Linked DNA regions of Mus musculus: region 1 is linked to region 2. The links are chromatin contacts, found by Hi-C in ENCODE. All regions are on one chromosome and are shown on one strand. The core of a region is the stretch at or near the end of the contact, and the rest is flanking DNA. Distances in the headings are between cores, read along the strand shown. Region 1 has its middle 34 kb from the start of Gm36834. Region 2 holds the start of 4933435C09Rik (a long non-coding RNA gene).

Evidence for each region. A loop is a pair of places that touch in the nucleus more often than their neighbours do.
Region 1: a map of regulatory T cell shows a loop between it and region 2 (2.0-fold over the local background). The contact joins the enhancer-like site here to the promoter of 4933435C09Rik in region 2. A Hi-C loop is called at or near these places in 1 of 37 maps with a recorded cell type or tissue (regulatory T cell).

Annotation. Positions count from the first base shown.
Region 1 is chr12:79,983,347-79,987,239 of GRCm38, reverse strand. No RefSeq gene overlaps it. Among named protein-coding and RNA genes, the nearest start is that of Gm36834, 34 kb to the left of the region's middle. Within about 2 kb of position 2,084, at least 1 of the 3 ENCODE cell types and tissues checked has a DNase peak (open chromatin) inside an H3K27ac peak, as active enhancers do.
Region 2 is chr12:79,934,380-79,938,567 of GRCm38, reverse strand. It overlaps 4933435C09Rik (a long non-coding RNA gene), which reads right to left and starts at 2,029. Exons shown (of 3, transcript XR_381736.3): 1 at 1,029-2,029. 9430078K24Rik (RIKEN cDNA 9430078K24 gene) reads left to right here and starts at 2,304. Exons shown (of 4, transcript NR_131074.1): 1 at 2,304-2,381. It overlaps Gm51985 (a long non-coding RNA gene), which reads right to left. Exons shown (of 2, transcript XR_003950201.1): 2 at 3,702-4,188.

The DNA.
Region 1 (3,893 bases), core at 835-3,334, 49 kb before region 2:
CAAGGAAGTCCATGGGTTATGGACCAAGCAAGTACATGTGGGTTTGAGCACGCATCAGGGAAGCTGATTGGCAGGGGTCTTTGAGGGACCCCATGCCTCTCTTGACTCTTCCCTAGATTATATCCCTATCCTGCCGCTTGTACCATTAGAGAGCTGGGGATGGGGCTGTCAGGCTTTGGATTGTGATTCTAGAACTTTCCTTTGAACTGGAGAGTCAGGAAAGACTAATGACTCCGGGAGGCAGAGGGGAGGAATATCAGGGAGGGGGGAAAAAGGTGAGACAGAGGAGAAAGGCAGGCCAGAGCAAAGAAGCAGCTGGAACCTCATCAGGAAAATGTCGAGGCTGGCTGGCGAGCCAGCATCTGGAAAACAGACTGGGGGCTATATTTAGACTGCCATGACTTGCAATAATTTGTGTGAGGGGGGAAAAAGGAAAATGTGAAGTTGGCGTTGTCGTTTTTGGGGAGGGAATGAGTTATAAAAAAAAAAGGAGCGGCTGGAGTGGGCAAGCTGTACATGAGACCTTGGCCCCTGGCCTCCAGGAGGGGGTTGTTGAACAGCACGGCCTGTCAGGAGTGAGGGATGGTGTTTACTGAGCTTAATCCAGCTCATGCCCCAGCCTCAAACATGCCCTGTGCTCCCCACCAAGAATGTGGGGTGCATTCCTAGGTATGCCAGGCAGCTTGTCTCCCACAGCACCCAGATGCTTCCGGGATGGTGTGGGGTGCTCTCCTAGGAGAGAGAATCAGGCAGGGCTTTGGATGGGGGTCTGACTAGAGCAGCACTCTGTAAATTCTAAGAATGTGTATACATCGCAGAGGCCTTCCTCCAGCTGGATTATAAATAGAGGATTAGTTCAAAGGCAGGCAGCCTTTTAAAGAGACGGTGCCAAGCAAAGTCTGCAAACCAAATACAGTAAAACCTTCTTAAGCCCCTGTTGGTTGATTCCAAATAGCATATAAGTCAAAGTCACAGCATTTTCCTGGCTGACTTGGTGCCTAGCTGTCCTTTAGTATCCTTGGGGGTCTGCCTGAAGCAATGGTGAAGCCTCAGTCATCTAGGCCAGCACATGTCACTTTAGACGGCAGGACATCCCAGTTAGCTTGAAGTTTGTTCTCGTAAATTGCACGCTTATGAAATGCAATCATTTTTGGTCAAAGCTTTTCTTTAAAACTGTCATATAGGTAATAGATTTTAGTGTAGAATAGGTTGGGATTTTTCTTTTTGGAAAGGCTCTCTCTCTGTTGTTGCCCAGGCTGATAGAGGACTCATAAGCTCTAGCAATCGATCTTCCTGCCTCAACTTCCTGATTAGATAGGACTACAGATATGTACCATCATATCTAGCTAGGATGTTTTTATTTTAATTTAATATTTTAAAACTCTGCTTATGGTCGAATTTATAAGTATTAGTTAGTAGAATGTTATTCCAGTCACACCGAGCCTTCAGATGTGTGTATTTATGTTCTTTTGGGGGTTCATAGGTCTTTTTTACATTAAAAATATTTACTTACTTTAAAATTATGTGTATATGTGTGCATCTAGATGAGAGTATGTACATGAGACTGTGGGTAAGAGAGGAAGCGAGAATTCGGATTCCCTTGAAGCTGGAGTTAGAGGCAGTTGTGACCTACCCAATGTGGGTGTGGTGAATTGAACCTAGATCTTCCAGAAGAGCAGTGTATGGCTTATCTTTAGTCTTTTTAAAAACAAGTGTCTTATCTCTTCTTTTGTAAACCAGCAGGAAAATGGTATATTCCCTGCAGCAACCTCACAACCCGTCTTTTTCTTAGCTAATTTTCTTCCTTTAGTCTGTTCTGGACTGAGAAACCATCTATGCAAACTTATTAAATTTCTATGTGACCAAAAGGGTACCAATACAACATGAGTAAGGGATCCAAAGTTCCCCATTCCACAGGACTCAACCAGTCAGTCTTAAAGGGCCACAGACCACTCAGCCCTCCAGGGACACAGTTGCTTTGGTTGTATGATTCTCTAAACAGTCCAGTATGGGTTTAGGTGGATTCATCTGGCTGCTTAGACACCTCTTGGCTCATCTCCAAGCTCTGGTCTTATTTTAGATAGTGAGGTATGTGGGGAGCTATGTTCTGGATAGAGGAAGCTTTCTTCCGACTTTACGTCTATATTCATCAAAACTGTGAGTTTGAAGTCATTGAGGTTTTATTTGTTTTTTTTTTCCTCCTAAACTTAATCATGTCAGTGGTAAAGGTACTGAGTTGCAAATTGGCTTATAAGAAAAGATAGAAACTGGATATTCATAGGCTAAGCCAACACAGAGGGGCTGGGAGGTAGGTGTGTGTGTGTGTGTCCCCTCTAGTAAGTTATGATCAGAATCAGTGCTTTATATAGTCCCCAACCAGCCAACCTCCCATCAGCCAAGACCAGACATTTTGAATGGAGAAATCTGACTAGTCAGAGGAATCACTATACTCAATACCAGAATTTCTAAGCCTTCCTAATGCTGCAACCCTTTAATACAATTCCTCATGTTGTTCTGACCCCTGGTCATAAAGTTATTTTCGTTGATACTTCATAACTATAATTTTGCTACCATTATGAATCATAATATAAATATCTGATATATAGGATATCTGGTATTCAACCCCCAAAGGGGTCGAGACCCACAGGTTGAGAACCACACTGCTCTCTGCGCTCCAAGGCTAAGAAACAAAGAAATGACTCTCAGAAGCCCTGCTGCCCAGCCCCAGCCTGAGGCAACTCCATTAGCCTGCCTCAAAGAGGCAGGAATCTCACAGGATTTCAGAGGTTGTCCTGAGAGGGGCTCTTCCAACCGGTTTCTGTATAAAAGTTCAGGCTTACTTTGTTCTCATATATTGTCCTGTTAAGACACTGGCCTCTTTGCTGAAGGTGTCCGTCATTGGCTGGTCTACTCACATACTGACCCAACTTGTTCTAAGAAATTACATAGTCATGACCTCGGGCACATGCCTCTCCTCCCTTCCTCACATATGATTGGGTCAGGACACCTGAGGGTGACCCTTTCTTTGGCTAGCTGGCAATTATCAGTGATTGATGTGGCTTGACACTGAAAACTAAGCGAGGGTAAAAGAGTCTGCTCAGGGGAATCTAGAGTTAATTGGAAAGCATGGGCCAGGGGGCCACAGACACAGCGACTAGGAAGATAGGCAGAGGATGGAGTGCGGTTCGTCTCAGAGCTGACTTTACAGTGAAGTGGCAGCTGGCAGTGAGGCACTGAGAACAGAGGTTCAGGGAGGGACACTTGTGGGAACCAGAGCTGAGTCCCTGCAGTTTGTCTTTCCCTTTGAGTCGCACTTAAACTCATGTTCCCAGCCCTGAAAGACTCAGTTGGCTTGAGTGGACCTCTGTTCTACTGCAACAAGACTGCCATGTTCTCTATAAAGTAGTTTCTGTAACCCTTGGAACTCAAAGCTAGAGCCATCCAAACACGTCCTTTTCTAGCCTAAGGAGTTATTCATTTATTTTGTTTTTAACATTTTCCTCCAAGGACCCCTCTTACCGAGGCTTTAATTTTTGTGCTGTTGATCTCTGATCTACAAGTCCAGCACCTTCGTGTTTCACTCTGATGCCTGGTGCTAAGGTTGCCCTGGATACCACCAGGACTGACTTTGGTGCCCTGTATCCCTGGCCATCAGTCCTAGGGCCGTGTTCTGCTTAGTCTTCTAATGATAGGGCTGCCTGCTGACTGACACACAGATCTGCTTCTTCCCTAATCTGATATTCCCCAGAGGGGCATCACTGTCAGCAAATGTCAGCGCAGGAAGGGGCTTGGCTGTCAACTAGGCCAACCCTGTCATTTTAGCAATGAGGAACCTGAGTCCCAGAGAGACTACACAACTTACTCAAGGTCAAACAAAGCTGAGCAACTCGTCG
Region 2 (4,188 bases), core at 780-3,279:
AAGGTGGATGGTATTTCTGAGACTATCCTCTGGCCTCTATGTACCACATACATGTATGTACACAAGCATCTGAACACACATGTATACCTGCATGTTAATGTGAGCATACACACACACACACACACACACACACACACACACACACTGGGGAGGAGGAGAAGATGAAGACAAAGAACGATGTAATTGGTCACCTCTGTATTGTAATTGGTGTTGAGTGTTGGCTTTACCATGCCAAGAAGGAAAGGAAATGCCAAAGGCTCCAATGGTTGTAGCACTTTACAAAGCCTGTGCTCTGTCTACAAAAGATGCCTCATGTAAAGTCACACTTCCCAGGTCTTGTTGAGCTTAGCTTGGGAGGACTATCTCTTTTGGGGTGGGCCAAGAAGTTCACATTCCCAGCTTGGTACTTATGAACCTCATGCAGGCCACTGGCACATTGGCACAAAGCCAGGGTTTAGTGATTGCACAAGGGGCCCGATCCCTACGAAGCCAGCCCAAGGAGCCACATCAGCTCTCTCTGAGCCTTCGCTTGTTGCAGCAAATACTCCTCTTCAAGTCACCTGCAGCCAATAGGATGCTAGAGGACAGGCTCCTAACCATCTTGGCTCTCCGCAGCAGTCTTCTGCAGACTTCTGCAGAACTGGGGTGTCCCACAAAGAGATGAGGGGCACTTAGCACACAATGCTTTCTTTTCTGGTTTTGGTGGAGAAATCTCTGCTGTCTGATCATGACTCAGAAATTATATAACTTGTTCAGAGAACAAAATGCTAAGTGTTCATTAAGTGAGTTGGGAGACCCAGAAGGTCCAGACACTGTATAGAGCAGGTCCTGGAGCTGCAGGCAGAGATCTAATTGGGGGGAGGCCCTGGAAGGGAGAGAGGATGAGAAGGAGCTTTAACGGAGGAATTTCTGAGACCATCATGGAGTTCCCGTCTTTTCTTTAGTGTCTCCAATCGGCTTCATACAATACAGTCAAGGTATAGTGGATCAACTCCAGGACAGGCAATCACAGTGCAGACCCATCTTACCATCTGGGAGGTGGGACATCTCCATAGGGTGATGGAGAAAGGTCACAGGCAGGGTTGGGACGAGAACTCTTGCCTTGTCTTTCCTCAATATTCTCTTTCTACTTGAAAAGAGAAGGATAAAGTCCTCCAGTGCTGGAGTCAGATGGCTTTAGTGTGTAGCCTGAAAGATTCAGTCTACTGGCCATGTGACTCCTCCACAGTACTAAAGGGAATAGATTTCTCCAATAGAGTGGTCCAGCTTGCCTCTTCCTCTGGGCCCCGGGAATTAGCTCATTAGACTCCTCTTGGGTGTCGAGACAATGGGTTGCCATGGGTACTCTCAGAACAGCACCCAACATGTAATGAGTTCTGTAGGGTGGGGTCATCCCCTTCTTCTCCCTCCAACTCTCCTTCTTTTCCCTTCCCTTCTTCCCCCTCCTCTTGAACCTAGGTCTGGTTAGCTGTGGACATTTGTCTATTTTGCTATAACCCCTGGCAGTTTCAGCGTGTTAGAGGAGTGTGGGAATCGGGCACTGGCCTGTGTCCTGCAGTGAGCCATAAAACAGCGGCAAAGGGAGCGGCCAGTGCAGATAGGCCTAGAGATGAAAGGCAGTGTGTTTTCCTTTCCAGAGTTCGGCTGTGTTCCTGAAGGCCCACAGCTTCCTCTGTCCTGCTGCTGGCTCTCCTTTTTTTTTTTTTTTCTCTTCCCAGTTCCCCTCAGGGATATCTTAAGAGGCAAACTTCCAGCACTAACAGGAGGTCTTTTGTTCTCCTAGTCTCAAAGTGGACTTTAACCCAGTTACTACAGACTGAGTCACAGTAAAAACAAACAAATAATAATACTTGGTTTTTCTTAAAGCCTCTTCCATTCCTGTTGACTGAAAAGGGGGAATCTGACACTTTCTTGGGCCTATGGGGGCTCTTCCCCACCCCAACCTTTTAGAGAGACAGTCTCAGAGAACCTTCCAGAACATTCTGGAGCTAGGCACTATGACTTGTTTTAGACTTTCATCTGATTTTGGGTGGTGTATGGACTCTGAGGAATTTGGGGGTCTCAGCATAGTCCTGGTAGGGCTCATCCTAGTCTGAGGAGCACTTGTTACACTCCTGGTGTGGACACATACTTACTCCTGGACTAGCCTCCCTTATTCACACTTTAGAGTCTTTATATGTGAAACTAGGGGATGAGGACATTCTCTGATTTTATCAAGAGAGACTTTGCGATTGACCCTGCTCTGCTAGAAGACGCTAGGGCAAATTAAGATGCTGTTTATAGCAGTCTGAGTCCATTCACTAAAAGCTTTATGGGCCCTTAGGAGTAGGGTGGGTGTCAGAGGAGAAAACCCCACTTCCTGGCCTCAGAAAGGCACACAGGTAAGCAGGGAAATGCGGAATCTTTTCCTGAGGTAAGATGGGTTTGTGTGAAGGGAAGGGGGTGACTGTTTCCATGGGGAGGGCATAGAAGTTTTTCCTAGGGGATGTAGCAATTGAGAGTGGAGCTGCTCAGGGAATGGAAAGTTGGGTGTTTAGGACAGGTGGAAGGAGCGAGGAAGGGTCCAAGGCATTGGGCTCATCAACAAAATGCTGTCTTAAGTATTTCTCTAAGAAGTTTTGCTTACATGTAAAAAAATATGGTTTTGCTTAAAGGCTCTTCTATTCCTGTTGACTGAAAGGGGGAACCTGACACTGCCTTGGGCCTACGGGACTCTTCTCCACCCCGATCTTTTAGAGACACAGTCTAGGAGAACCTTCCAGAACATGTGGAGCTTGGCACTGTGACTTGTTTTAGACTTTCATCTGATCTTGTTTAAGCAGACCTGGGCCTTCTCTTTTGTAAAAAGAGAAGAGTCTAGAAGAACATGCTACCAGCTTTGGAACTCTGTTCTAAGATGTCCGACTACATGCAACATTAAGACATGCCTGAGGCCACTAGTCCATCAGACACACTGCCCAAGGGTGTAGCCGTGGTTCCCAGTGAAAGGATTCCCATTCCCTAAGAGCTTGTCATCCTTAACTCCCCAGAGTGCAAGGACCTTGGGCAACACACTCATCACTCCCATCATGAAAAGCCAATTCAGGTGCTTGAAAATGCTGGTTCAATTAGCCCCAACTTCTAGGTCTTCTTTCTATGTGCCATCTCCAGAATCCTTGGGTAGATTGATGGTCCTCTGTGTGGCTATGGCTCATTCTTTACATTGTGACTTAAGCTCCATTCTCCAACAGCCCTCCTCCTGGGCTGTGAGCTCCTTAGAGGGAACTATGCTAAAGTACTTTTGTTTGTTTGTTTGAGATGGGGCCTCACTATGTAGCCTGGCTGTTCTGGAACTGGCTATGTAGACTAAGCTGGCCTCAAACTTATGGATATTACCTGCCTCTGTTTCCTGAATGCTGAGAATAAAGGCATGTACCATTGTCCCCAGCTAGTACTGTCAAACAGTCAATCTTTCCCAATGTTTGTTTCATAGACCTATAATGTGACCAAGGGATGGTTGATGGTGTATTCTGTTCTGTCTGACAAATAACAACAGAAATGTCACCTTCATCACCATCAACTTAATAGGCTTAGGCCTAAGACTTCCCACTGATCTCAGCCCTGTATAGAAAGAGATTTTTTTTTTCTAAGAAGCAACTCCCACTCCATCGTTTGAAATCTGACCAAGAGAATAATGGGAATCCAAGGCAGGAAACATTCTCTTTTTCAAGCCGATTTCTTTGCTTTAGTGAACCCAAGCAACATGAAAGAAGCCAGCATCTCTGGGTCCAGACCTTAGGCTCCTTACAGAGACTCAGCCTAGCCAGTTGGTGCTGGGGAACACCAGCCTCCCTCTTGGCCTGCCTTTTCTGGATTGGTTCTAAGAGGTTAAGAAAAAAAAATTCCAGGAGCAGACTTGCTCTCAGGGACAGTAGCTGGTTGATTTCTTCTGAGAAAATGGAAACCTTGGTCTTCTGATGTGTGCAGTGACAGACACAAGAGGAATTTTCCGATACAACCAGGGAGTAGATTTTCCAAGGACAGGCTGACCAAGAGAAGCCATCATCTGATCATGATCCAGAATTAGGTAATGTGGCACCCCCTGGAGCAGAAGAGGTGACTGGCTACCCCAGGAGGAAAGTTGTATTCTCTTCACTTTCTAGTGTGTGTGGTGATCTGCCACCAATGGGATTAAGGATTTCAAGACAG